2 separate regions of the Homo sapiens genome follow, and region 2 is linked to region 1. Evidence: read pairs that join two places in POLR2A ChIA-PET (ENCODE). Cell type or tissue: CD4-positive, alpha-beta T cell. All regions are shown on one strand. Links, peaks and the distances in the headings refer to the core of each region. The heading gives the core; the rest is flanking DNA. Region 1 has its middle 190 kb from the start of RRAGB. Region 2 overlaps LOC124900486 (a long non-coding RNA gene).

Region 1 (15,642 bases), core at 3,124-11,123:
TAGCCAAACTATCTGCGTTCAAATTCAAATTCTACAAATTATTAGCAGAGTATTCCCAGTTTCTTTACAGCTATTGTCAGAGGTTTGGGGTACTGGAGTTTCCCCATTTATCAAATGGATATAGTAAATTCAATGCTTAGAGTAGTACTTGGTACATTTATTGCTGTATTATTAAAATTATTATTATTGCTTTGACTACTCTGACTAGTAATCATTTCTACCAGTCCAGACTCCCACAAAGTACCAGTCTCATCCCTTCTCCCTGATCAACAATGATTTTTGAGTCCTAAGGTTTCTGTCTACCTTCTGGTCCCAGTAATTTTTCTGGTCTTCATTGACTGACCCTCAGTGAAAAAAATCCCTCTAATTTCTGTGTACAGTACTGAAAGCAGCTGTTTATGCAATCTCTAATGTTTTGAATAGTAAAGAATAGCTTTCGGGTATAGTGTTCCTCATATCGTGCTTATAAAAAATAAGAGACTCTTATTTATGGTTGATTCCTGGGTTGTGCCTACTTTTCCAGTCTTTTTTCCTGCCACCAACTTATGTGTCAGCCATAATGAAACACTATTTCCTGAACATAGCATATCTCTGGTGTCTCCATTGATTTATACATAATGTTCCTTCCATCTGCCATGCTCCTTCTTTCTCAACTTGTGTATGTTGAAAACTCCTATTTATCCTTCAAGACTCAAATATCATCTCCTCTAGCAAGTCTTCTCTGACCGTCTAACCCCACAAATCACCCACATTTTACTTGCTCATATTAATAACTTTCTCACTTGGCAAGTTTGCCAAAACTCCTCTCCTGAAGTTGACTCAACTTTCCTCTAACCCTCAGTGTCCTTATCTAAAAAGTGAGCATAACTATTGTGAATTTTCTTAGTATGGTCCATGGCATATATTAAGTAATCAAGAAATGTTAGATGTTAGCTAGAGTTTTGTCTGTCTCCCAGCTGAGCTCCAGGGCAAGACTGAGGTCTCAGATTTTTGTATACCCAGGCTGTAGCACAGAGCTGACTACATAGAGGGTTCTCATGGCATATATATTGAACAAATAAATGGGATGAATAACTGAATGCTGCTTCCCCATTTCAAAAGCCATCTGCCTTACATAAGTGGAAATGGTTAATATATATGACCAGATTTAATTAAACCAAAGCTGCAGATCATATTTGAGTTATTATTCTTGTAAAAATGTACTCTGAACCCCTTTCCATGTTCTCTGTCCATTACATATGTATCATGCCATCACTGACCAGTAAAATGTTCCCAGCTCAGAGAGTTATTCCTAAGTTCAGCTTTCTAAGGAACAAAATATAGGCCATTTTAGCATTAGGAGGCATTAGCTAGATAATATTCTTTGAAACTTAGCTATTTCCCTGAAACACTAGGAGAAAGAATTTTAACCTTGCTGTTTTTCCAGCCACTGCTTTTACCCCATATGTATTACCACCACAAGAAAAAGTTCTCTTAAACTCACCCTTTCTCTAACCCTACCCTGTTCTTCTCCAACCCACATTATGTTAATGCCCATTACTTGCCTCTGGTAATAAGATTCTTCCTGCCTGGAATAACCTTTCCCCTCTACTCTGTATTCATTTCCGAGGGCTGCTATGACGAAGTGTCACCAACTGGTTCGTTTAAACGATGGAAATTTATTGTCCCACAGTTCTGGAGGCTAGAAGTATGAAATCAAGGTGTCAGCAGGGTTGGTTCCTTCTGAGGGCTGTGAAGGAAGAATCTGTTCTAGGCCTCTCCTTGGGTTGCAGATGGTTGTATTCTCCATGTCTCTTCACATCATATTCCCAATGTGTGAGTCTGTCTTTGTATCCAAATTTCCCTGTTTTATAAGGACACCAGTCATATTGAATTGGGGCCCACTTAATTTAATAAAGTTAAAATGATCTCATAAAAAAATAAAATGAGATCATTTTAAATTTTTACCTCTATAAAGACCCTGTCTCCAAATAGTCACATTCTGAAAAACTAGGAATTAAGACTCCAACATATATTGGGGAACACAATTCAACCCATAGCAAAGGACATACAGATTGGAGGCAGAGAGAACAATAAAGGAGCTATTATAATAAACTAGGTCAGATATAACAGCCTTGAATGTAGTAGAGAGGCAAGAAGGCTGAAGATCTAAAGAGAGAGCACTGAACATGACAGATCATTAAGTAACTTTGGCAAGAACAGTTTCAGTGATGGTTTAAATGGAAACTGCACAAAATAAATGGGAGTGGTAATTTAAATGAGTTCAAAGAAAGATTTAGAGAAGGGAAAAAATGTGCTTGTAAGCTTAAGATTAGGTAGTATGGCATAATAGTCAGGCACAGACTTCATACACTTGGGTTCAAATCTCAGCTCTGCCGCTTACTAGCTGTGTAAGCTTAGGCAAGTTGCTTGATTTTGCTGTGCCCCAAGTTCCTTAACTGAACAATGAGGAAAATAATAGTATCTACTTAATAGGACTGCTGTGAACATTATATACATTGATATCTGTAACATGCTCAATAGAGGGGCCTGATACAAAGGAGGTCTTCAATATATGTTAGCAATGTTAGGTGGATAGGGCTGAATGAGTGGGAAAATCAACGAATAAGAAGAAATTTAAGAAAATAAGAGAGAAGGAACCTAACTGATGAAACAACTTAGAAAGTACAGGAGACGATGGATCTCTTACACTTACTAGCTGTATGATCTTGGATAAGGTACTTTCTTTCCTGTGCCTCAGTTTTCTCAATTATAAAATGGCAATGATAATAGTGTCTACCTCACAAGATTATTGTGAGGATGAAGTGAAGTGATGCATGAAACTTGAGTGCTGAAATTAAAGGAAATAATGCATATAATTTAAAAAGCCATATACTCTAAAACAGTGATTGTAAATTCTGCAGTAGGGAATGGGAATGGGGATTCTGATATGGGATGGGAACAGGCATATTCCTTCTCCACCTTTCACAAACAGGGCACAGTGAGCCTCTGTTACTAATAGGAGTGTGTTATATTCCTTAGGTGTATTGGGAATGAAAAAAAATGAGAACCTCTAACCTCTAAGGTAGTCCTCAAACTTCAGTGTGTATCCAGGTCACCCAGATGGTGTATGAAAAAAGTACTGATTGTTTTATCACAATCAGTATGAGTTTCTGAATCAGTATGTCTGGGGTAGGGCCTGAAAATCTGCATTTCTAAGAGGTTCCCTGGTGATGCTGATGCTGCTGGTCCAAGCACCATACTAAGACAACCTCAACTCTAAGCAAGTGGTTCTCAACCTTTACTGCACATTAGAATTACCTAGGGAGCTCTTTTAAAAATCCATCTTCCAAGCTGTGCCCCAACCAATTACATCAGTATCTCTGAGGATGGACAAAGTTATCAGTATTTTTAAAATATCCTCAACTGATTCCAGTGTGTGGCCAAGGTTAAGAATTGTTTTAGGGGAAGCCTACACTAATCCACAAGTCTCCCTTTACACACACATCTAACATGCACACCTACCTTATCTCTAAAAGGGAGTCACAAGGACAAGTGGAAATTTCAAGGCCAGAAATGAATGGAACTTTCAATGTATGGAACAGAGGGGTTAAAACTTTGTATTTGTGTGACTTGTTCTTGTTCTTAGTGCACTGTCCTGTTTGGACTTCCTTGGCTTTTTTCTTCTTTCTCTCAATTCCCTTCCTCGCACTCTTCTCTCCTTCTGAGTTCCCTGAGGCTAATGAGGTGTTTTATACTTAAAGCTCCCACTGGGAAGGACTTGGGGGAAGCACAGTGCACAACTTAAAAGGAATCATGTGTGCCAGCAGGATGGAAAGTTTAAAAAAAGGTTTCCAAGCAAATAATTTTCACAATTTCTTGACAAAGAGTGCTACAAAATCTTGTAATATTTCCTTAAAGCAGATGAGACTTTTTCTAGTGCTAATAAATTTATTGTAATATATTTTGTTGAAGTACATTGAAGAGACTTTTTGTATTTAAGTATAGTTGACCCTTGAAAAACACAGGTTTGAACTGCAGGTCCACTTATACATGGATTTTCTTCCACCTCTCCCACTCCTGAAAAAGCAAGACCACACCCTGCTCTTCTTCCTTCTCAATCTACTAAACATGAAGATGGCAAGAATTAAGACCTTTATGATAATCCACTTTCACTTAATGAATAGTAGATATATTTTCTCTTGCTTACGATTTTCTAAACGTTTTCTTTTTTCTATCTTACTTTATTATAAGACCACAGTATATAATATGTATAACTTACAAAATGTATATTAATTAACTGTTTATATTATCAGTAAGGCTTCTGGTCAATTGTAGGCTACTAGTAGATAAGTTTTGGGGAATCAGAAGTTATATATGGATTTTCAACTGTGTGGGGTCAGCATCTCTAACCTCTGTGCTGTCAACAGTAGTTTCAAGTGCATTTGAAACCTTCTTCAGATATTTATTTTATAAAACAATGGTTGGTATGAAATTAAATTGTATTAATTGACATGAACAAGTTAGCAATAAGTTTACTAAGTTTTTCTTAAAGGAGCATTAGATTCCAAACATAAAAATACAATCCATCTTGATTGTATAAGATAAATAATTCAAGATTCATTCTCTTTAATGCAATAGAATTTCAAATAGAATGATTGTTACTTCTTTTTTTACAAGTGACTTCCTGTCTCATTCAGAATAAAAGTCAAAGTCTTTACAAGTTCCCATATGATCTAGCCCCCTCTATCTCACTGACCTTATATCCCGCACTCTTCCTCTTGTCCACTCCAGTGATACTGACCTTCTTACTATTCTTTGAACATACCATGCCTTTGCACTTGCTACTTCCTCTGTCTAGAACACCTTTCCCTCAGGTATTCTCACGGCTGGCTCCCTCACTTCATTCAGATATATTCTTTAAAATCACCCCAATTCCACATGCCCTGTAGCTTTTCTCCTATCTTATCCCCACTCAACGTATATGTTCATTGTTTTTTGTTAGTCCCCTCCACCAACACCTCCTCATTAGAATATAATCTCCAAGAAGGCATATTTTCCCCAGAGTCTTGTGTGGTGATGATACAGAGTAGATTCTCAGTATGTAATTGTCAAATGAATGAACGAATGAATGAATGAATATAATAACACAATGTAATTTTGTGTCAATACCTTGCTCTGTCACAGTTCCCTACCCTGGACCGCTGAGTAAGAACTAGGAAGGGACTCAAAACAAAGGAAATTGCAGAGCACCGGGAACTGTGGCATTCCATTGACCAAACAAAAACCTACAGAGTGAAATATGAACCCTAAAACCTCAAACATATTTTCATCTCTTCGACCTGTGGAGTATCATTAGGCTCTATCCACAGTCCTGCCACCCTCCCTGTGCAGAAACATAAGAGAGACAAATATGTAAGAGATGTCACTGGTCCATAAGAGACCCTTTCTAACAAGTTTCTGCCACACCAGCTCTTCTTTAACAGTGGAAGGGAGATGGTGAAGCCCTCTTTCCCAAAACAATCTCCCTTACTGGACATGGATAACGCCAAAGTGGCATTAGCTTTCCTACTGAAGTTTCCTGCTCTTTCCTCTCTGCATGCCATTTTGATTTGAGTTCCTATTTCTTCTAGCTGGAATTCCCAGTCACTTGGCTTTGAGCATATGGACACCTGGTACTGAACAGAAGACAATAAAAGTGAACCATTGAGCCATTCATGTAAGAAATGTTTGGTAAATGTTGGAATCAAATTCAACATTTGTCTCCATATCCTGGGAAGGCTACTAATCAGTTAAAAAGGGAGTCATTGACAACACTCTGCATGGCCTTGACATTTTACACAAACCTCCCAGCAGTGTGATCAGCCACAGGCAATGCACCTGGCATTCAATAAAATTTGTAGAATGAATTTGTTCAAGATACCTGCACTGCCATGGCGCCTTTCAGGAAATGGAAATTTTCCCTTTGAGCTAAAACAGCAGTCAACTGGCTGCAGTTAACTAATGTGTAACTTGGCAACATTGCCCACGGTGCACCTCCTAAGAACCACACGGATATTAGAACCAAGTATGGAAGCTGGTCTGAGTAAGAAAAAGCTGTCCTCGCCACACAAATTCCTTCCAACATAGAGGTACTGCCACCCTTCTCATAATTGAATTTCCAGTTAAATAGTGCACTGTCCCTTTAAGAAGCCAGGCAAGATGGAGCCCTCCTAGCTCACAGCTAGAGGCTTCAGGCAACCTGATAGGGTTGCTGCAGGGTGATAAAAAGAAAGAATGCCAGGAGGGAGGAAGTCGAGGCTCTAATACCTGGAGGAGAAATCAAGGATCCAACCACACAGCCATCGAACTGAGCGCGCCTGTCCCGCCCGTGGTAGCTCCCCTAGGCTCTAAAGCACCACCTCCCTTCCCCTCCCCTTCTTACCAACCCCACTCTGCTCCACCCTGAAAGGTTTTCCTTGAAAGAGGCTATTTCGCCGCCCAGAGAGGGTGATAAAAGGAAGGTGGAGTGGGAGGTGGCAGTTGGTAAGGCAAAATAAAAGGAACTTACTTTCGGATTCTGCGCCTCCGAAGGCATCCTCTCCTCCCAGCCCCGGGGCCTGGGCCGACGGGGCGGGGCCGGGATTGAGCTCTTGGACCCGGGGTCCTCACTCCCTCGGACTACACACGTAGTTGAGTGAAGAGTTAGGGGGAATGGGCACCGACTAGGGCCGGTGTACAGTCTATTTTAATTATCTCAAGGGAAGGCAGAAGAGTGTAAAGAGTGTTAGCCAGGGGAAGGAGTGGAGGTGAACTCTAAAACCTTCCTTTTCCCTACTTTCTCGTTAGCTTACCTCCCCCGGCATTAGCAATATCAAGAGCAATGGTTTTCTTTTTTCTTCCTTTTGGTATCTCTCAGCTGCCAGTCTCGACCCCACCCAGCGGCTCCACCCCATCTACTACTACACCATTCTGTCAATCACCAGCCCCTTTAAAGCTGCATCGCACAACTTGGTTGTTCGTCCCACTTAGGCTGGCGGACATAATCTTGGTCCTTCCGACCTTTTCAACAATACCCCGGACCTTTCTGCTGGATTTATGAAGCTGAGGTTGTTTGCTAGTGGCGGCCTCCCCGCCCCCTTTGTCCTGGAGCTTGAATACTGGGCTGCACCCAAACTTCTTCCGGCAGGGGGCAGGCCCCGCCACACCCCACCGCATCTCTTTTCATTACTTTGTTTCCGGTAAAACTGGTTCCCTAGGCTGCCAGATCCCTAAGAAAGTTTCTGCGACGCCCCCTTGGCGCCGCCCACGCCCATGCAGTCTTTGGACTGAAGTGGCTACAACAGCTCTAGAGTTTCTGGGGACTCTTCCTTCTGCCTATCCTGGGATGCTCAGTCTTCTCTGTCTCTCATCTGTGTGAGTCTGCATGTTTTTTGACTAGAATGGGGAAGGGGAAGGGAGAGAGGGTGGTGATTCCCAGAAATGTGCCTTATGCCTCTAATTCACCCAAACAGCAGTCCCTTACTACCGCCCCACCTCATAACTAGGCAGCTCAAAGTCAGAGAAGGGCCCTGAGGTTCCATCCCACAGGTATAACTGGAACTCCAGAATGACCCATGAGAAATCATGTTTAATGCCATCCCCCCCTTCAGTTAATGACAATACCTGGTTGCTTAGGCCAAAAATCTTGGAGCCATCCCTGATTCTTCTCTCACAAGTCTCATCCAATTATTGAGGAAATCCCGTTAGCTTTGTCCTAAAAGTGTGTTCAGCATCTGACCATTTCTCACCCTTTCCACTACTACTACCCTGACCCTGATCCTGACCATCACCATCTCCCAAATGGATGGCTAGAAGAGTGTCCTCACTGGTGACCCTTCTTCCACATCTGCCCTGCTAAAATCTGTTCAACAGCCAGCAAACAAATAGTCTTTCTAAAAGGCAAATCTGACCAGGTCGCACCTCTGTTTAAAACCTTTCAGTCATTTCCCATTGCAGTTAGCATCCAGATTGTCTTATATTATCAACAAGGCCCTCAAGATCCACCTGTCCCCTGCCTGTCTCTTTGACTTGATTTGTAAACACCTTGTTCACACTGCTGTAGCTATGCTGACCTCCTTTTCATTGCAATATATTAAGATCTCTCTCACCTCAAGGCCTTTGCATTCCTTTTCCTTCTGTCTGATTATGCCCATGGTGGGCTCCAATATCCTACACATCTCAGGAAAGCGTTCCCTTACCATGTGGATTAAGGTAACTCCCACAATCCAGGCACTCTCTATGACCTCATCTCATTTTATTTTTATCACAGCACAGATCACAATTTAATCTGTGTGTTTGTTTCTGTGACAAAGTAAGTCTCCCACTAGAGTATAAGCTCAGTAAGAGCAGGGACATCATCTATTTTGCTCATTGCTCTATCCACAGCATACTGAACAGTGGGTGTCATATAGTAGGGACTCAATAAAAATTTGTTGAAAGAACAATTAAAGGCAATATCATCAGGGATTTATCTGGGTGATATCTGTTTGTAAACAATAAACAAATCAAAACAGAAAACAAGAAAGAAATACACACCTGATATGAACTACTTCCCCTATTTATTCTTCCTTAGAACATCTGCTTGAATATCTTGCCTCTGGGCTGAGTTGGCAACATGATTGGAGCAGTGACATAGTAGAAGTGTGCTTTCAGGTTAGCTTTTAGGGTTGGCAGTGGATAGCTGATGGTTGACTTGTGTTCTTAATTTAAAGATGAAGGGAAGAATAAAATTAAGAGCATTGGTTACATAAAGCAAGAAGGGTGGTTTAAGCAATTTTGTAAACTATGACCTTGATACAGGGTCATAAGAAGCAGCCATTTTCCTTCACCACTAGAAGAGTATAGGGCTATTTAGTCTCAACAAGAGAAAACTTAGGAGGACAACAATCTTTTTTTCAGGGTTGTCTTGAGCTGTCATTAACATGTCATTGGTTGCTTATACCCACTGTGTCCTAACCTTAACTATCTGCCTGTTCATAGAGGTTACTCAGCCCAAATCTCTGGACCTCTAGCCATGAATGCCAGGCAGCTTTTACTAGGCTGCTACTTATACGTGAGCATAATATTATAGGGAGTTTTGACAGATACCATGGTTATATTCTCAGCACAATGCTAAGCACTGTGGACCATAGGCAAAGAAAGGACTCTTTCAATAAATTTCCCCTTTCTCTAACTTTTGTGTGTGTGTTTTTTGGGGTTTTTTTTTTTTTTTTTTTTTTTTTTTTTGAGATGGAGTCTCATTCTCTCGCCCAGGCTGGAGTGCAGTGGGGCAATCTTGGCTCACTGCAAGCTCTGCCTCCTGGGTTCACGCCATTCTCCTGCCTCAGCCTCCAGAGAAGCTGGGACTACAGGCGCCCGCCACCATGCCTGGCTAATTTATTTTATTTTATTTTATTTTGTTGTGCTTTAAGTTTTAGAGAACTTTTACACTATTTCTGAGAATCAAGGCAGGGTTATTTGTAAGGATGATGCAGAGGGGCTTAGTATTTGGCATCAGGCAAGCTAAGACTGGGTTGAAATTGAGACAACCCTGAAAATTGTGGAAATTGCTATACAATACAGGTTACAAACCAACAGTCCATAAGTTAAATTTGGCCAGCAGATAAATTTTGTTTGTCTGCAATGTATATGTATATGTGTGTGTGCATGTGTGCCTGTGCAGGTGTTGACTGAATAAATTATCAACATTGAAAAATGTAGGGATATATGAAAATCTGTGTTTTCATCCTTAAGCCTATTTTCCAGAGTGCTGTCAATCTGTCGGAAATCAGCAGTGCCTGGCCCCTCTAGAAGTGCCATGATCTCGTCAGCTTATTACAGCCCTCACCTGAACATTTCACTTATTTTTGTTACCAGTTTGGCCTGTGTATGCATTTTAGTTTGCAACCCTTGCTAAAGAAGAAATGATTAAGAGTTCATGGCAAGAGTACATAGTTAAATAGAGTATTTATCCTCTGGTTAAGGCAACACTTGAAAGCTCTTGATTATCCCTAAATGTCTAAGAGTGGTTTTCCAAGTATCTTACAAAATGGTTTTGGCTTCAGGATTATACACCCATTTTGAGGTCATATTTAATATGTAGTCTGGATTGCATTTACAGAAAACACCTCATCCACTCATGCTATATTTTTTTGTTACCTCCCCAACTAGAATGTAATTCCCTGAGGATGGGGACAGAAGTCACATCTAATTCGGTTAGGTTCAAGAAATAAATTATTGCACACTATTACATAGAAAAAGCTGCTAGGTTCCAAGCACATGACGTTAGATGGCTCATTTCTTCCCCTTAAGGAGCTTCTAGTCTGAAATTTTCCTGTGGATTCCATCTCCTGGGGTGACTTCAGACTTCCTGGGAATACCCATTTACTCTTAAATACATTCCAACCTGCCTTCTTTCTTCATGACTTCATGAATGAAATGGCTCTTTTGAAGGTCTCCAGTTACCTCCATGTTGCTAAATCAAATAGTTACTTTTCAGTCCTTAACTCACTGTACCTTTCAGCAATATTTGGAGTAGTCGATCACTGCTACTTTCTTGAAGCAGCCTTTTTCTCTTAACTTCTATGTGAAAAATCCATGGTTTTACTCTTATCCTACTGGCTGCTCCTTTTCAGTCTTCTTTTCTCCTCTTCTACCAAAGACTAAATATTAGAGTACCTTAGGGCTTCTCCTTAAACTTCTTTTCTGTCTATATTCTCTCCCTAGGTGATCTCATACAGTCCTGTGACTCTAAATATAAGCCGATGAATTCCTAACTTTATATCCCAAAACCAAACCCCTCTAAACTCTAGATCCATATGTGGTATCACTGTTAAAAAAGCAAGCTCTGAAGTCATACTACGTTTCTGTATATCATGGTTCTGTCATGTAGTAGCTGTGTAATACAGGAAAGTTACTTAACCTCTGTGAGGCTTAGTTTTCACATCTGTCAAATGGGGACAATAATTGCAACACCTTAAGATTGAATTTTTGTCACCTGTCTCAATCAACTGTTTGTAAGTATCCAGATTAATCTTTAGTAATTGCATACCAGATCATGTCGTTACCCTGCATAATGTCTTCCAGTGCACTTGTGATAAAAGTCTACATCTTTACCATGGCCTACAAGGCCTTGTATGATCTATCCCTTGGCTGCTTCTCCTAACTTGTCTTCTGTCACCCTTCCTCCAGGCCTCAGGACACCAGAGTCACTGACCTTCTTTTCTATAATTCCTCAAATTTGGTATGCTTTTTCTCATCCCAGGGCCATCACACATGCTGTTCTTTCACTCAAATACTCTTATACTCACAGTGCACCTAGCTTGTTTCTATTAATTATTCAGGTAAAAATTAACTACAAGTTAATGCAACACAATGGACAGATCTTAATACCAAAATATTGAGTGAACAGAGCAATTCTTAAAAGACAGTATATGGTTTAATATCAATTTATAAAGTTCAAAAACAAGCAGAAGTAAACAGTATATTGTCTGTTCATACATACATATAAGATAAAACTTTTTAAGGCAAGGGAAGTATTGATATAATCTCAGGATACTTCTGTTAGGGAGGTAGGAGAATGGGATAGAAAAGATACCACAGGTAGATATGAGTTATTGGTAATGTACTAGGTTTTGGGTTGGGTGATGGGTTCACATGTATTTGTTATATTATTTAAAAAGGAAATGACATAAATAGACCAATAATACTGTGTCAAGAACCATCGATTATCATTAATCCATTTTTTTAATATCTGAAGTCCATTAACAATGTTTTAAAAAACTATAAGGGATCAGAGGAGAATATATTTTTTAAATATTGGAATGTGAATACTATTTTAAAACATTTTCCCAGTAGCAAAAACCACAAAGTGGCAGATTTGTTTATGGACAAAATTTAAACATTCTACCACATATTGATATGGTTTGGCTGTATCCCCACCCAAATCTCATCCTGAATTGTAACTCACACAATTCCCACATGTTGTGGGAGGAAGCTGGTGGCAGGTGATTAAATTATGAGGGCGGGTCTTTCCTGCACTGTTCTCGTGATAGTGAATGAGTCTCACGAGATCTGATGTTTTTAAAAATGAGAGTTTCCCTGCACAAGCTCTTTTTGACTGCTGCCATCCATGTAAGATGTGACTTGCTCCTACTTGCCTTCCACTATGATTGTGAGGCTTCCCCAGCCACATGGAACTGTAAATCCATTAAACCTCTTTCTTTTCTAAATTTCCCAGTCTCAGATATGTGTTTATCAGTAGCGTGAGAACAGACTAATACACATACTATAAGTAAAAATAAAAGGCAAAAGACAAATTGGGTGAAAATTTTGCAGCAATGCAACAAAAGGTTAATGTCTTTAATATATAAAGTGTTCTTACAAATTTTAAGAAAAATAGCCATCAACCTGGAGAAAGTAAAAGAGTCATCTTAAAGTCAACTTTAAAAGTCAATACTTTGGAAAGAACTGCCTTTTTAACAAATGGTGCTGGGAAAACTGGATAACAGCATGCAAAAGAATGAAATTGGGCTTTTACCTTACACTATATGCAAAAATCAACCCAAAATGGATCAAAGGCCTAAACATAAGAACTAAAACTAATAAACTTTTAGAATAAAACGTGAGAAAAAAGCTTCATGTAATTGGACTTTACGATGGCTTCTTGGATATGACACCAAAGGAAAAAATTGATAAATTGGACTTCATCAAAATTAAAAACTTTTGTGCAGCAAAGAACACTATCAGAAGAGTGCAAACATGACCTCTAGAATGAGAGAAATATTTGCAAATCATATATCTGATAAGGAATTAATATTCAGAAATTATAAAGAACCCCTAAAACACCAACAGCAACAAAAAGCAACTCAATATAAAAATGGGCAAAGGACTTGAATAGACATTTCTCCAAAGGAGATATACACATTGCCAATATGCATATAAAAAGATGCTCAACAACATTATTCATTAAGGGAAATGCAAATCGAGACCACAATGAAATGGCACTTTAAACTCACTATGCTGGTTATAATTTTAAAAATTGGAAAGTAAGTGTTGGTGAGGATATGGAGAAATTGGAAACCTTATGCATTGCTCGTGGGAATGTAAAGTGGTGCAGTTGCTTTGGAAAACAGTATGATGGCTCCTCAAAAAGTTAAACATAGAATTACCACATATTCCAGTAATTCCAATCCTAGGTACAGTAATGCCCTGATACTCAGTTTTACTCTAAGCAGTTTCAGTTACCCATGGTTAACTGTGACACACAATTATTAAATAGAAAATTCCAGAAATAAACAATTCATTTGTTTTAAATTGTGTGCATTCTAAGTAATGTGATGAAATCTCATACTATCTCGAGCATTCCCACTCCCTCCCACCTGGGATGCGAATCATCCCTTTGTCCAGCTTATCCACACCACATATGCTACCCACCCATTAGTCACTTAGTAGCTTTCTTGGTCATCAGATTTAAAAAAATCAATATATATACTGTCCTCAGTTTCAGGCCTTTTGTAGTTCTGTAGTAATTACAGAACTTTTTTTTATTTTGTGAGAAAAATGCTGTTGGAATTTTGGTAATGACCACATTGAATCTTTACCTTGCTTTAGGCAGCATTAGCATTTTAACAATATTAATTATTTCAATCCACAGAACTACCATATGACCCATCAATAATCCCTCTTCTGTATATACCCAAACAAAATGAAATCAGCAGCTCAGAGATATGTGCACTCACAATGTTCATTACAGAATTATTCACAATAGCCAAGTTATCAAATCAACCTAAGTGTCCATTGACAGATGAATAAAGTAATTGTAGCATGTGTATACACACACACGTAATGAAATATTATTCAGCCTTTAAAAAGGAGGTTTTTTTGTTTGCAATAATGTGGATGAACATGGAAAACATTATGTTATGTGAAATAAGACAAACACAGAAAAAAGAATATTGCGTGATCTCTGTTATTTGTGGCATCTAGAAAAAGATCAAGTATAATACGTAGAAACACACAGTAGAATGGTGGTTACCAGAGGCAGTGGGAGAAGGGAGGAGGAGAGATGAGGGGATGTAGGTTAAAGGGTATGAAGTTGTAGTTGTGTAGGATGAATAAGTCTAGAGATGTAACGTACAGCATGAGGGCTATAGTTAATAATATTGTATACCAGAAATTTTTTAAGACACTACATTTTAGGTACTCTTTTTTATTATTATTATACTTTAAGTGCTGGGATACATGTGCAGAACATGCAGGTTTGTCACATAGGTATACACGTGCCATGGAGGTTTGCTGCACCTGTCAACCTGTAATCTACCTTAGATATTTCTTCTAATGCTATCCCTCTCCTAGACCCCCACCCTGCAACAGGTCCCGGTGTGTGATGTTCCCCTCCCTGTGTCCAAGTGTTCTCATCGTTCAACTCCCACTTATGAGTGAGAACATGCAGTGTTTGGTTTTCTGCTCTTGTGTTAGTTTGCCAAGAGTGATGGTTTCCAGCTTCATCCATGTTCCTGCAAAGAACATGAACTCATCTTTTTTATGGCTGCATAGTATTCCGTGGTGTATATGTGCCACATTTTCTTTATCCAGCCTATCATTGATGGGCATTTGGGTTGGTTCCAAGTCTTTGCTATTGTGAACAGTGCTGCAGTAAACATACGTGTGCATGTGTCTTTATACTAGAATGATTTATAATCCTTTGGGTATATACCCAGTAATGGGATTGCTGGGACAAATGCTATTCTGGTTCTAGATCCTTGAATCACCACACTGTCTTCCACAATGGTTGAACTAATTTACACTCCAACCAACAGTGTAAAAGTGTTCCTATTTCTCCACATCTTCTCCAGCACCTGTTGTTTCCTGACTTTTTAATGATTGTCATTCTAACTGGCGTGTGATGGTATCTCATTGTGGTTTTGATTTGCATTTCTCTAATGCCCAGTGATCATGAGCTTATTTTCATATGTTTGTTGGCTGTATAAATGTCTTCTGTTGAAAAGTGTTCATATCCTTCACCCACTTTTTGAGGGGGTTGTTTGATTTTTTCTTGTAAATTTGTTTAAGTTCGTTATATATTCTGGATATTAGACCTTTGTCAGAGGGACAGATTACAAAAATTTTCTCCCATTCTGTAGGTTGCCTGTTCACTCTGATGATAGTTTCTTTTGCTGTGCAGAAGCTCTTTGTTGAATTAGATACCATTTATCAATTTTGGCTTTTGTTGCCATTGCTTTTGGTGTTTTAGTCATGAAGTCTTTGCCCATGCCTATGTCCTGAATGGTATTGCCTAGGTTTTCTTCTAAAGTTTTTATGGTTTTAGGTCTTACATTTAAGCCTTTAATCCATTTGAGCTAATTTTTGTATAAGGTGTAAGGAAGGGGTCCAGTTTCAGTTTTCTGCATATGGCTAGCCAGTTTTCCCAACACCATTTATTAAATAGGGAATCCTATCCCCATTGCTTGTTTTTGTCAGGTTTGTCAAAAATCAGATGGTTATACTTGTGTGGTGTTATTTCTGAGGCCTCTGCTCTGTTCAATTGGTCTATATATTTGTTTTGGTACCAGTACCATGCTGTTTTGCTTACTGTAGTCTTGTAGTATAGTTTGAAGTCAGGTAGCATTGCTTCCAGCTTTGCTCTTTTTGCTTAGGATTCTC
Region 2 (15,642 bases), core at 4,677-12,676, 160 kb before region 1:
AAAAATCCTCAATAAAATACTGGCAAAACGAATCCAGCAGCACATCAAAAAGCTTATCCACCATGATCAAGTGGGATTCATCCCTGGGATGCAAGGCTGGTTCAATATATGCAAATCAATAAATGTAATCCAGCATATAAACAGAACCAGAGACAAAAACCACATGATTATCTCAATAGATGCAGAAAGGGCCTTTGACAAAATTCAGCAGCACTTCATGCTAAAAACTCTCAATAAATTAAGTATTGATGGGATGTATCTCAAAATAATAAGAGCTATCTATGACAAACCCACAGCCAATATCATATTGAATGGGCAAAAACTGGAAGCATTCCCTTTGAAAACTGGCACAAGACAGGGATGCCCTCTCTCACCACTCCTATTCAACGTACTGTTGGAAGGTCTGGCCAGGGCAATTAGGCAGGAGAAGGAAATAAAGGGAATTCCATTAGGAAAAGAGGAAGTCAAACAGTCCATGTTTGCAGATGACATGATTTAATATCTGGAAAACCCCATTGTCTCAACCCAAAATCCCCTTAAGCTGATAAGCAACTTCAGCAAAGTCTCAGGATACGAAAGCAATGTAGAAAAATCACAAGCATTCTTATACACCAATAACAGACAAACAGAGGCCAAATCATGAGTGAACTCCCATTCACAATTTCTTCAAAGAGAATAAAATACCTAGGAATTCAACTTACAAGGGACGTGAAGGACCTCTACAAGGAGAACTACAAACCACTGCTCAATGAAATAAAAGAGGATACAAACAAATGGAAGAACATTCCATGTTCATGGGTAGGAAGAATCAGTATCATGAAAATGGCCACACTGCCCAAGGTAATTTATAGATTCAATGCCATCCCCATCAAGCTACCAATGACTTTCTTCACAGAATTGGAAAAAACTACTTTAACGTTCATATGGAACCAAAAAAGAGCCTGCATCGGCAAGTCAATCCTAAGCCAACAGAATAAAGGTGGAGGCATCACGCTACCTGACTTCAAACTATACTACAAGGCTACAGTAACCAAATCAGCATGGTACTGGTACCAAAACAGAGATATAGATCAATGGAACAGAATAGAGCCCTCAGAAACAATGCTGCATGTCTACAACTATCTGATCTTTGACAAACGTGAGAAAAACAAGAAATGGGGAAAGGATTCCCTATTTAATAAATGGTGCTGGGAAAACCGGCTAGCCATATGTAGAAAGCTGAAACTGGATCCCTTCCTTACACCTTGTACAAAAATTAATTCAAGATGGATTAAAGACTTAAACGTTATACTTAAAACCAGAAATATCCTAGAAGAAAACCTAGGCATTACCATACAGGACATAGGCATGGGCAAGGACTTCATGTCTAAAACACCAAAAGCAATGGCAACAAAAGCCATAATTGACAAATGGGATCTAATTAAATTAAATAGCTTCTGCACAGCCAAAGAAACTTCCATCAGAGTGAACAGGCAACCTACAAAATGGGAGAAAATTTTTGTAACCTACTCATCTGACAAAGGGCTAATATCCAGAATCTACAATGAACTCAAACAAATTTACAAGAAAAAAACAAACAACCCCGTCAAAAAGTGGGCAAAGGACATGAACAGACACTTCTCAAAAGAAGACATTTATGCAGCCAAAAAACACATGAAAAAATGCTCACCATCACTGGCCATCAGAGAAATGCAAATCAAAACCACAGTGAGATATCATCTCACATCAGTTAGAATGGTGATTATTAAAAAATCAGGAAACAACATGTGCTGGAGAGGATGTGGAGAAATAGGAACACTTTTACACTGTTGGTGGGACTGTGAACTAGTTCAACCATTGTGGAAGTCAGTGTGGCGATTCCTCAGGGATCTAGAACTGGAAATACCATTTGACCCAGCCATCCCATTACTGGGTATATACCCGAAGGACTATAAGTCATGCTGCTATAAAGACACATGCACACGTATGTTTATTGAAGCACTATTCACAATAGCAAAGACTTGGAACCAACCCAAATGTCCAACAATGATAGACTGGATTAAGAAAATGTGGCACATATACACCATGGAATACTATGCAGTCATAAAAAATGATGAGTTCATGTCCTTTGTAGGGACATGGATGAAATTGGAAATCATCATTCTCAGTAAACTGCTGCAAGAACAAAAAATCAAACACCGCATATTCTCACTCATAGGTGGGACTTGAACAATGAGAACATATGGACACAGGAAGGGGAACATCACACTCTGGGGACTGTTGTGGGGTGGGGGGAGGGCGGAGGGATAGCATTGGGAGATATACCTAATGTTAGATGACGAGTTAGTGGGTGCAGTGCACCAGAATCACACATGTATACATATGTAACTAACCTGCACATTGTACACATGTACCGTAAAACTTCAAGTATAATAAAAAAAAATTATGAGTTCATGTCCTTTGTAGGGACATGGATGAAATTGGAAATCATCACTCTCAATAAACTATCGCAAGAACAAAAAACCAAACACTGCATATTCTCACTTATAGGTGGGAATTGCACAATGAGAACACATGGACATAGGAAGGGGAACATCACACTCTGGGGACTGTTCTGGTGTGGGGGGAGTATAATAAAAAAAATTTTGGAAACAATGTAAGCGTCCATCAACAGATGAATGGTTTTTAGGAAATGTGGCATATATACACAATGGAGTACTATTCAGCCATAAAAATAATGAGACATTGTCATTTGCAACAACTGGGTGGAACTGGAGATCATTATGTTAAGTAAATAAGCCAGGCACAGAAAGAAAAACATCACATGTTCTCACTTATTTGTGAGATCTAAAAATTAACAGAATTTAACTCATGGAGTCAGAGAGTATAAGGACGGTTACCAGAGGCTGGGAAGGGTAGGTGGGGTTGGTGGAAGAAGGTGAGGATGGTTAATGGGTATCAACAAATAGAAAGAATAAATAAGACTTACTAATTGATAGCACAATGGAGTGGGTACAGTCAATAATTACATTGTATATTTTAAAATAACTAAAAGAGTGTAATTGGATTGTTTGTAACACAAAGCATAAATTCTTGAGTGGATGAGTATCTCATGTTCCATGATGCGATTATTACACATTATATGCCTGTATCAAAACATCTCATGTGCCATATAAATACATACACCTACTATGTACTCAGAAAAATTAAAAATAAAAAAAATTTAAAAAGCTACTCTACCTAATAAATGCATTCAGAAAAGTTACAAAGTACAAGTTTGACATGCAAAATAGGTTGTATCCCTATACAATCACAATGAATAATTTGTAAATTTAAGATTATATAAGAAAATTATTAAAATTAATAAAATAATTCCTTTTACAATAGCATCAAAAAGAATGAAATATATAGTAATACATTTAACAAAAGAAATGAAAGACTTACACTCTGAAAATTAGAAAGGGAAAACAAAATTGTTGAAAAAATTAAAGAAGACCTAAATATAAATGCTCGTGGGGATGGATACTCTATTTTCCATGATGTGATTATTATACATTGCATACCTCTATCAAAACACATCATGTACTCCATATATATATACACCTACTAAATACCCATAAAAATTAAAAATTATAAAAATAAAGAATACCTAAAATATAGAAATACTTCTTGCATTCATAGATTGGAAAATGTAAGTCATTGAAATGTCAATGCTACCCAAAACAATCTACAGATTCAATGTGATGTTTATTAAAATTCCAACTGTTTTGCAGAAATGGATAAGCTAACCCTCAAGTTCATATGGAATTGAAAGTGGCCTTACATAGCCTGAATAATCATGAAAAAGAACAAAGTTGGAAGATTCATATTTCCCAATTTCAAAACTTACTAAAAAGGTCCAATTATCTAAAGAGTGTGTTACTGGTATAGAAATAAATATATAGACCACTGAATTAGAATTTATATTTGAGATATAAACCCTTAACATATATAGATAAACTAATTTTGACATGGGTTCCAAGGGTATTCAATAGTAAAAAGATAATCTTTTCAATAAATGGTACTAAGAAAACTGGACTTCCATATTAAAAAATGATGTCAGATCACCATCTGAAAACATACAAAAATTAATTAAAAGAAATCAATCACCTAAATATATAATCTAAAACATAAAACTCTTAGAAGATCACATAGAGGTAAAATTTCATGACCTTGGATTTGGCAATGTATTTTTCGATATGACACCAAAAGGTGACAAAAGGCAAAAAAAGGAAAAAAATATAAAAGTGGGACTTCATGAAAATTAGAAGCTTCTGTGCATGAAAGTACATTATCAAAAAAGGAGAAGACAATCTACAAAAAAGAGGGTACTTTCAAATCACATATCTGATAAGGCTGTAATATTCAGAATACGTAAATAATACCTACAATTTAATAACAAAAAGACAGACCAATAATAGGCCAAAATCTTGAGAAGATTTTTTTCCAAAGAAGAAATAAAAATGGCCAAAAAGTTCATGAACAAATGTTAAACATCACTGCCAGGCGCGTTGGCTCACTCCTGTAATTCCAGCACTTTGGGAGGCCAAGGTGGGCAAACCACCTGAGGTCAAGAGTTCGAGACCAGCCTGGCCAACATGGTGAAACCCCCGTCTCTACTAAAAATACAAAATATTAGCTGGGCATAGTGGCGCACGCCTATAGTCCCAGCAACTTGGGAGGCTGAGGCTGGAGAATCGCATGAACTGGAGAGACTGAAGTTGCAGTGAGCTGACATCGTGCCATTGCACTCAAGACTGGGCGAGAAGAGTGAAACTCTTTCCAAAAAAAAAAAAAAAGCCATCATTAGTCATCATGGAAATGCAAATCAAAATCACAATGAGATACTACTTCACACTCACCAACTTAGGTTTAATCAAAAAACATGGAAAATAAGTGTTGGTAAGGATACAGATAAATTGGAGCCCTTGTCTATATATGTGTTAATATAAAATGGTGCAGCCACTGTGGAAAATAATATAGTAGTACCTCAAAAGGGAATACATAAAATTATCATGTGACTCAGCAATTGCACTCCAGGCATACAACCACAATAATTGAATACTGGGACTCATACTTGTACACCAATGTTCACTGCAGCATTACTCACAATGAGCAATAGGAGGAAACAACGCAAATCTGTCAGCAGAAAAATGGATAAACAAAATGTGTTATATACATAAAATGGAATATTATTCAGCCATAAAATATGAATTTATGATACATACTACAATATGGATGAATCTTAAAAACATAATGCTGGCCGGGCGCAGTGGCTCACGCCTGTAATCCCAGCACTTTGGGAGGCTGAGGCGGTCGGATCACGAGGTCAGGAGATCAAGACCATCCTGGCTAACACGGTGAAACCCTGACTCTACTAAAAATACCAAAAAATTAGCTGGGCGTGGTGGCGGGCGCCTGTAGTCCCAGCTACTCGGGAGGCTGAGGCAGGAGAATGGCGTGAACCCGGGAGGCGGAGGTTGCAGTGAGCCGAAATCGCGCCACTGCACTCCAGCCTGGGCGACAGAGTGAGACTCCGTCTCAAAAAAAAAAAAAAAAATGCTAAGCGAAATAAGCCAGATGCAAATGTAAAAATATTGTATGATTCCCCTTATATAAAATATCTAGAATTGGCAAATTCATAGAATCAGAAAGTAGATTAGAGTTTACCAGAAACTGCAGGAAGGGAGAGTTAAAGTTATTGCCTAAGAGCGACAGATTTTGCTTGGGATGATTAAAAGCATTTGGAAATAGATAGTAGTGATGATTGTACAACATAAATGTAATCAATGCTACTGAATTGTACATTTAAAATGGTTAAAATGCCAAAATTTTGTTATATATATTTCACCAGAATAAATTTTTTACAGAATGAATGTTTTACAAAAATTAAGCTTCTTGTGGTAATAAAGTCAATTTAGAAGTCTGTATTAGTTGCTTTCACATGGATTTATCAGCTGACAAAAGATAAAAGCGTAAATATATCGCCCAAGATAGTAGAGATATAATGGCCACAACATTAAACTAATATTAGCGGGGGAATTTTAAGAGATACTGCCAAGGATGATTTGAAGAGCTAATCTACCTGCCAATAACACAATACTAGTAAGACTGCAAATATAGACTATTGACTGGTAACAGATCCTCAGGTACCATTTGAATACTTCCAAATGGAAAATAAGTACATTATAGTTATTGTTGTTTATTCTTGGAGCTGGTTGAGGCTTTTTCTTGCTGCTAAACTAAAAATGTAATGATTTTTAAATTTAATCAAAAGTTCTTGATTATTTGTATTTCCAAATTGGAAAATTCATACTTATCACTCCACTAGCAAGGAGGTACATTTCTCTGGTACTGTTATTTAACATTAAAGAGCTCTTTGCAGCTTACATTTAACTCAAAATCTCGACTGTCCTTTTCACCCAGAAACTTCAGGAAGAATAAAGAGAATTAGTGAAATTGTAATAATGTAACTGTCCAAAACTGTAGTAACCCTCAAACTTCCAAGGCACAAAAAGTCATTCTTATCTGCTAAAAGTAACTTCATACCTCTTAAGGACCCACAAGTTATCTCCTTATGAGTTATTAACAGGCTGTCTCATGCAGTGTCATGAGAAATTTCACTTCCAATCCTGTATTCTAGTCTATTACAGGCTAATGACAGAATAATACATACTACTCAAATGATATCTCCAGCTTTATTTACAACAAACACAAGGAACATTTTCAAAACTCTTACCTAAACATTCTCTGATTGATTCACAATCCTGGAGATTTGGTCTTCTGAAAAAGGCATCAAAGAAAAACTGTTGTTGGGCTTCAATTGAAGTGACCAAATTAGGTACTGTTTTATTCATTTACATATCAGTAAAACTCTAGTGTTGATCCTGGGATTCATGTTTCTTCACTTAAATGACTACTAGACTTTATTCCACTAAAATAATTTAAACTGAGGATTATTAAAAATCCTGCACAAGCTGCTGACTTCAGAAGTGAAAAGCTTCTATCGAAGACAATGAACAAAATTAATTTTCTCATTCTTCAACATCCTTTTTTGTCTCTTTGCTTTACTGATAGTTTTGTCTATAATTACATTTTGATACCTCCTAGAACACTAATATAATTTATTTTATATTCCTTCTATTATTTTGAACCCCTGTGATCTTCTTATGCCACTTAAAGAAAATAAAAGAGCTCATTTTTCCCACTCCATAGCAACTACTCTGAACTTAGCTGATTGCTGAATCTTCTACCTCATTACGCTGATAAAAATTTAATAGTTTTTTTGTCTTTTAATACTTCAAATGGTAGATTACCTTTAATTACCTTCTGGTAATTAAGTTTCCTTCATATCTCAAATTCAGTCTTGAAAAATTAGACCTTGACTTTATGACATCAAAATGCTTCTGCTGAGGTTATTACAATCCTATGAGCTATTGGCCAATCCCATGGCCAATATGAAAGACACTAATATCTAGGTTATCTATTATACTCAGTCTGTTCTCTTCAGTGGCACTTCAGCCTGCTTTGAAAAACTATTTCACTCTTCACAGGATGTTTGTATACTAGAGGAACATAAAATTAGCTGTCTCCTATTAGAGTAAATGATGCATATATTCCCAATACAGTCTGTGCCATAATAGGATACTGTTTCTTACATGAGCATCAGGCTTACATGTGACTACCTTATATTTACTTAGCCAATGTATTTAGTTAGATACATTCAGATATTTAAAAACCACCACATGTTCTTTTTTTATTATTTTACTTATAGTTCCAAGATACATGTGCAGAACGTGCTGGTTTGTTACATAGGTAAACATGAGCAATGGTGGTTTGCTGCACCTATTGACCTGTCCTCAAAGTTTCTTCCCCTTGCCCCCACTCAACAGGCCATGGTGTGTGTTATTCCCCTCCCTGGGTCCATGTGTTCTCATTGTTCAACTCCTACCTATGAGTGAGAACATGTAGTGTTTGGGTTCCTGTTCCTGTGTTAGTTTGCTGAGGATGATGGCTTCCAGCTTCATCCATGGCCCTGCAAAGGATATGATCTCTTTCCTTTTGATGGCTGAATAGTATTTCATGGTTTATATGTACCACACTCTCTCTCTCTCTTTTTCTTTTTTTAAGAAAATTTACTTTAAGATTTGGGACACCTGTGCAGAACGTGCAGGTTTGTTACATAGGTACACATGTGCCATGGTGGTTTGCTACACCTATCAACCCATCATCTAGGTTTTAAGCCCCACATGCATTAGGTATTTGTCCAAATGCTCTCCCTTCCCTTCCCTCTAACACCCCGACAGGCCCCAGTGTGTAATGTTTGCCTCCCTGTGTCCATGTGTTCTTTTTCAACTCCCACTAATGAGTGAGAACATGCTGTGTTTGGTTTTCTGTTCCTGTGTTAGTTTGCTGAGAATGATGGCTTCCAGCTTCATCCATGTCCCTGCAAACAACATGAACTTATTCTTTTTTATGGCTGCATAGTATTCCATGGTGTATATGTGCCACATTTTCTTTATCCAGTCTATCTTTGATGGGCATTTGGGTTGGCTCCAAGTCTTTGCTATTGTGAATAGTGCTGCAATAAACATATGTGTGCATGTGTCTTTATAGGAGAATGATTGATAATCCTTTGGGTATATACCCAGCAATGGGATTGCTCAGTCAAATGGTATTTCTGGTTCTAGATCCTTGAGGAATCGTCACACTGAAGCAGGACTGCTGGGCAGGACCGCTGGGCAGGAAGCTGGGCAAGACCGCTGGGCAGGAAGCCGGGCAAGACTGCTGGGCAGGAAGCCGGGCATGACTGCTGGGCTGGAAGCTCTAGGGGATGTGGCACATCTGGCTACAGGAGATGGGGGTGGGTGGAGTTGACTGCTCTGGCATCTGGGTGTTTCCAGGGCAATAGGGGGCTGCACCCCTTAGCAAATTCAGGCAGAAGTAGAACTGCTGGGCCAGAAGCTCGATCAGGCATGACTCACCTGGCTACCAGCAGTGGGGGTGGGTGGGGATGCCATCCCTACTGTCTGGGTACCTCCTGGGACAAAAGGAGGCTGTGCCCATCGGCTGAGTTTCCACAGAAGCGGGCTTACTGGGCCAGAAGCTCTAATACACATATCCCACCTGGCTACTAGTAGTGGGGGACAGCAGGGTGGGTGTTTCTCAGGACAACAGGAAGCTGCACCCTCTAACCGAGCTCACACAATAGCAGGGCCACTGGGTCAGAAGCTCTAGTGGGCATTGCATTCCTGGCTCTCAGTGGCAGGGATTAGATCAGTGGGGTCATGCACCCTGCCATCCAGGTGTTTCTCAGGACAACAGGTGGCTGCACACTCCAGCTGAGTTCCCACAGATGCAGGACAGCTGAGCCAGAAGTTCTAATAGGCATTGCCCACTTGGCTGTCAGTGGCATGGGTGGGTGGGGTCACCTCTCCTGCCATCTGAGTGGTTCCTGGGACAACAGGAGGCTGTGCATGCCAGCATAGTTCAGACAGAAGTGAGGCTGCTGGGCTAGAAACTCTAATAGGTGTTACCTGCTTCATTAATAGTGGTCAGGGTGGGTGGAGTGTCATGTGCATGGCTGACCAGGTGTTTCCCAGGATAACAAAGCTGGGACTTCCACCTGACTTTAGAAAGAAGCAGGGCTGCTGGCCTATAAGCTCTAGCAAGCATTACCTGCATGGCTATCAGTGGTGGGGGCAGGCAGGGTCATGTACTCTGCCATTTGGATGTTTCATGGGACAACATGAAGCTGTGTCCTCCAGCTGAGTTCACGCAGAAGCGGGGCTGCTGTGCTGGAAGCTCTAGCATGCATTGCTTGCCTGGCTACCATTGGCAGGGGTGGGTGGGGTCACACATTCTGCAATCCAGGTGTTTCCTGGGACAACAGGAAGCTGTGACCTCTAGCTGAGTTTACACAGAAACGAAGCTGTTGGGGCAAAAGTTATAGCAGGCATTGCTTGCCTGGTTGCCAGTGGTGCGAGTGGGTGGAATCATACACTCCAAAATTTGGTTGTTCACCAAAACAACAGGAAGCTGTGTGCTCCAGCTGAGTTCACACAGAATCAGGGCCACTGAGCAGGAAGCTCTAGGAAGTGTTGCTCACCTGGTTTCCAGTGGCAGAGTCGGGTGGGGTCATGTGCTCTGCCATCCAGGTGTTGCTTGGTAAAACAGGAAGCTGCACCCTCTAACTGTGCTCAAACAGAAGTGGGCTGTCGGGCCAGAAGCTCTAACAGGTGTTGCCCACCTGGCTTCCAGTGGCAGGGCAGGTGGGGTCACACACTCTGCCATCCGGGTATTTTCCAGGACAACAGGAAGTGGCACCATCCAGCTGAGTTCACAAAAAAGCAAGACCACTAGGCCAGAAGCTCTAGCAAGCATTGACATTCTGGCTATCAGTGGTGTGGCTGGATGGGGTCATGTGCCCTGCTGTCAGAATGTCTCCTAGAACATCAGGAGGCTTCACCCTAAAGCTGAGTTCACACAAAAGGGAGACCATGAGGCTGAAGGCTATATCAGGCATTTCCACTTTGGCTACCATTGGCAAGGTGGGTGAAATAGCTGGCCGAATTCAAGCCAAAGTAGGACCGCTAGGCTAGAAGCTGGTGCTGAGCCTCTTCCAGCAAGGGGAAGTAAAGCAATCTTACTGCTCCCAGATACTGCCACTTTGGCCTCTATTGGAGCTATGGTGCAAGTGCTGGTGTTTTCTAGGGCCCAAGGCTTGTAGAAGTCCCCTTGGACTCGAGAGTTGCCTGTGAAAAAGTCTGAACAGTTTTCTGCCTCAGTCTTAGAAGTGTAGGAGGGGGACGGGGGAAGGGGGATTCTCCCATTCCTAGTCTTGCACAGGTCCCTGTTGGAGTGTGAATCTCCCTAGGTGCTCTCACTCACTCTTTCTCATATTAGAGAGGTTCTCCTGGCTCTCTGCTGAGTCCAGGCTGGCTGTTGACCAGCTTTGATCCTCTGCTCTCTGTGTTCCCCTGCTGCATTGATGGATCCTGACCTGGTTTCTCAGAAGATCAACCTGCAGAGTTAGTGCTCACTAGCCCTTTTGTTTCCTTTCTTTGAGAACAGCACACATGAGCTGCCTCTAGTCTACCATCTAGGCACTGCCTCTCATGCAGGTAAAAATGACCCAATTACTCAGATTAAAAGCTTCCAAAACCATTCTGAGTTCCTAGACACTATTCAAATGAAAAATAACAAAAATCTGATATGTAAAAAAATAGGCCTGACCTATTGGCTACAAGAGTTCAAGGGGATTTCAAAATTTTTTTGGGAAGAAGCTTTAAGATGGCTGACTAGAGGCATCTGGTACTCACGTACTCCACAAAGACGAATGGAAGACGTGAGTACTGGATGCCTCTAGTCAGCCACCTTAAAGCTTCTACCACACAAAACCAAATTAGTGAGTAGACAGTATCATCTTGAAGAGATCACCTAAGACAGAATGCTGAAATTTAACAGAAAAAAGACAGAAAACATTTAAGGCAAGGGAGGAGAGAGAAGCAAGGTAGTCTGCTTGGTCAGAATTGGCTTGGAGCCTGGAAAGGATCTTCAGTTAATGGAAAGTGAAAGGCTGCCAGCAGTCCAAATTCCCAGCATGATCTTCTGCAATCCTAACCATTGTAAAGCCCCTTGGCCCTTGTAGGCCTGGAGACTAATGTAGGGAGTGGCCTGGAGAACACATTGTGACACTGCTCCACAGAAGAAGCTCACTCTGTGTCCCAAACACCTCCTGAGTCCTAGGCAGTTACAAGGCACCATTTGGAAGGTCTAGTCCCCATCAGACTGCATCCTGCCTTAGGTCTCAACAGTTTTTGTATATTCACATCCTTGGAGCCTAATTGATATCCTCCACCCACATCCAGGTACCACTGCTGGCTAGTGCCAACAGGATTAAAGCAGGAACCATTAACAGTGAGCCTGCTACCCCCAGTAGCAGGACCAACACACATGTACAAGTGCAATGAAGACAAGCTACCCTGCTTGCAAAAATCACCTGGTGCTGAAGTATATGCTCCCCAGCTGCATGCCTAGTGCTGCTGCCAATGCAAGCAACCTCACCCTCCTGAGCATCAGGGAAGCAACAAAACTACTGCTGCACCAACCTGCACATACTGCACATATCCAGGCCCCTGTCTACCATAGTCGGTGCTCACATGAACCACTGAGGGGCCTGAGAGCAGGCCCATCTGGCCCAACTATGCCCCTGCAGAGCCTGAGGCCAACATCTGGGGGCCTGGGAATCACCCTGCCCCATTCATCACCTTTGACATCTGAGCACTCCTCCTAGGAGACTGAAGAACACCCAACATGCCACGACTGCAGCTGGCACCCACCCACACAAACTGCAAGCTTGAGTACTTTTGTGCACAGCATATCACAGAAACCACCAACACTAGAGGAAACCACCTGGGAGCCAGAGTGTTGTTCTGCCCTTATTACTGCCATCACTCATGCTACACCCTTTACCCAAGGCCCCAAAGACTCACTCACCCACTTGGGCAAATGGTGAAACTGCCTGTACCTGAGCAAGCTGTTTGGGGTCCAACAAATCAGCCTACCTAGACCTGCTGTCATTGGGGCCCAAAACTAGGCACACTAAATCCACTGCTGCCACATTGGAAGCCTGAAGACAGGCATACTTGGCATTCACATCCACACACAAACATCACAACAGCCTCTATTAGCAACTGCACTATAAACCACTGAAGAAATCATAGCAATAACTGCTGTTTACAGTCAAATAACTCATACAAGGACTATATTACTGCAAACACCCAGAATCAAACCCAAAGTTCCCTACCCAACCAACAACATAAATCCATCTTTAAAAAAAACCCATCTTTGTGAAAATAAATTCAAAAAATTGAAAGAAGCTATTTGTACATTAGATACACAGATATCAACATAAGGACACAAGAAATATAACAAAGAAAAGACAACATCTCCAAAGGAATGCAACAACTTTCCAGCAACAGATCCAATGAAAAAAAATTATGAAATCTTAAAAAAGAATTGAAAATGGTATTAAAAATCTCAAAAAGATACAAGAAAACAGATATTATTTTTAAATAACAATTTAAGATATTAATGAGAAATTTACAAAAAATAGATATCATAAAAAAATCTGGAACTAATTAATTCATTGAATGAAATAAAAATATATTTGTAAGTTTCAAAACTAGGCTAAATCAAACAGAATTTCAGAACTTGAAGACAGATCTTTTCAAATAACCCAGTCAGAAAAAAACAGGAAAAAATTAAAAAGAATAAGGAAAGTCAACAGGACATATGGGACACCATAAAGTGACTAAATATTCAAAATTGTGATGTCCCAGAAGGTGAAGGGGAAACAAAATAAATAGAACAGCTATTTAACAAAATAATAGCTGTAAACTTCCTAAGCCTAGCAAAATGTTTAGATATCTAATACATAATAAGCAGAAATTCCAAAATATACACAACTAAAATTTCTTCCCCAAGTCACATTACAGTCAAACTGTAAAAAGTCAAAGAGAGAATTCTAAAAACCCCCAAAAATGCACATAAAGGCGCATATAAAGGAACTTTCATGAGACTAACAGCAAAATTCTCAGCAAACCTTACATGCCAGGAGAGAATTGGATAATATATTCCAAGTGGTGAAAGAAAAAAAACTGCCAGCCAACAACGCTATACCCAGTAAAGGAACTTTTCGTAAATGGATGAGAAATAGTCCTTCCCAGAAAGGCAAAAGCTGAGAGGGTTTATCACCACTAGAATGCCCCTACCAGAAATGCTTAAGAAAGTCGTACACCTGGAAGTGAAAGGACAATAGCCACCATTATGAAAACGCATAAACATATAAAACTCACTGGTAGAGGAAACACAAAAAATAATAAAAAGAAAGCACTGAAATGGTACCACTACAGAAAATCACCAAACCCCAGTGATAAATAGAGAAAAATAAAGAAACAAAGAATATATAAAACAACGAGGAATCAACTAATAAAATGACACAAGCAAGTCCTGACATATCAATAATAAGCTTGAATGTAAGCAGGTTAAATTCTCCACTTAAAAGATATTGACTGGCAGAATGAATTTTTAAATGACCCAATTATATGCTGCTCACAAGAAACTCACTTCACATGTAAATGCGTATCTAGTAAAAGTAATGGGATGAAATAAAATGTTCCATGGAAATGAAAACCAAAAGCAAGCAGGAGTAGCTGTACTTAAATAACAGACTTTAAAGAAAAAAAAGGCAAAAAGACAAAAAGTATTACACAATAATAAAATAATAAATTCAGCAGGAGAATATAATACCTCCTGAGTCCTAGGCAGCTACAAGGCACCATTTTGAAGACCCACACAAGACTGCATCCTGCATATATATATATATACACACACACACATATATATGTATATACATATATATACACACACATACGTATATATGTATATATGTATATATACACACACATGTATATATGTATATACATATATATACACATACATGTATTATATACACATGCACATTCTATATATATGTGTGTGTGTATATATATATTGATATATATGTACATATATAGAAGGTCATAAACCTGGAAGTGAAAGGATAGTATCCACCATTATTAGAACACATAGGGAGCCTACTGCAGCTCGGTGAAGCTGCCATAGCCATACTGTCTCTCTAGATTCCTCTGCTCTGGGCAGGGCATCTCTGAAAGACAGCAGCCCCAGTCAGGGACTTACAGATAAAACTCCCATCTGCCTGAGACAGAGCACCTGGGAGAAGGGGTGGCTGTGAACACAGATTCAGTGGACTTAAACATTCCTGCCTGCCAGCTCTGAAGAGAGCAGGGGATCTCCCAGCACAGCACTTGACCTCCACTAAGAGACAGACTGCCTCCTCAAGTGGGTCCCTGACGCCCATGTCTCCTGACTGGGACACACCTCCCAGCAGGGACATCTCATACAGGAGAGCTCTGGCTGCCTTCTGGTGGGTGCCCCTCTGGGACAAAGCTTCCAGAGGAAGGAATAGGCAGCAATCTTTGTGTTCTGCAGCCTCTGCTGGTAATACCCAGGAAAACAGGGTCTAGAGTGGACCTCCAGCAAACTCCAGCAGACTTGCAGCAGAGGGGCCTGTTAGAAGGAAAACTAACAACAGAAAGGAATAGCATCAACATCCACAGAAAAAACAACCACACAGAAACTTCATCTGAAGGTCACGAACACTAAAGACCAAAGGCAGATAAATTCACAAAGATGAGGAAAAACCAGTGCAAAAAGGCTGAAAATTCCAAAAACCAAAAGGCCTCTTCTCCTACAAAGGATCCAAAATCCTCACCAGCAAAGGAACAAAACTGGATGGACAATAAATTTGATGAATTGAAGGAAGTAGGCTTCAGAAGGTGGGTAATAACAAATTCCTCAGAGCTAAAGGAGCATGTTCTAACTCAATGCAAAAAAGCTAAGAATCTTGAAACAAGGTTAGAGGAAATGCTAACTAGAATAACCAGTTTAGAGAAGAATATAACTGACCTGATGGAGCTGAAAAACACAGCACGAGAACTTCGTGAAGCATACACAAGTATCAATAGCCAAATCGATCAAGCAAAAGAAAGGATATCAGAG

What was found. Peaks named below come from ENCODE experiments on the same cell type or tissue, not always from the same donor. Only the 100,000 strongest peaks of a DNase experiment are listed, where the experiment ranks them.
Region 2: POLR2A ChIA-PET joins it to region 1 with 18 read pairs; 2 of 35 experiments call an interaction of 5 or more read pairs at or near these places.

The regions. Positions count from the first base shown.
Region 1 is chrX:55,899,688-55,915,329 of GRCh38, reverse strand. It overlaps a transcript of KLF8 not described here. Among named protein-coding and RNA genes, the nearest start is that of RRAGB, 190 kb to the right of the region's middle. RefSeq lists enhancers at 5,988-6,047, 6,108-6,177. In CD4-positive, alpha-beta T cell, for the core only: CTCF peaks have their summits at 7,008 and 7,207; a DNase peak (open chromatin) is centred at 7,149; H3K4me3 peaks cover 1,586 bases; H3K27ac peaks cover 514 bases.
Region 2 is chrX:56,062,924-56,078,565 of GRCh38, reverse strand. All of the region lies in intron 1 of LOC124900486 (a long non-coding RNA gene), which reads right to left. It also overlaps a transcript of KLF8 not described here. Among named protein-coding and RNA genes, the nearest start is that of KLF8, 160 kb to the left of the region's middle. RefSeq lists an enhancer at 12,043-12,302. In CD4-positive, alpha-beta T cell, for the core only: no CTCF peak of the experiment used is centred there; no DNase peak of the experiment used is centred there.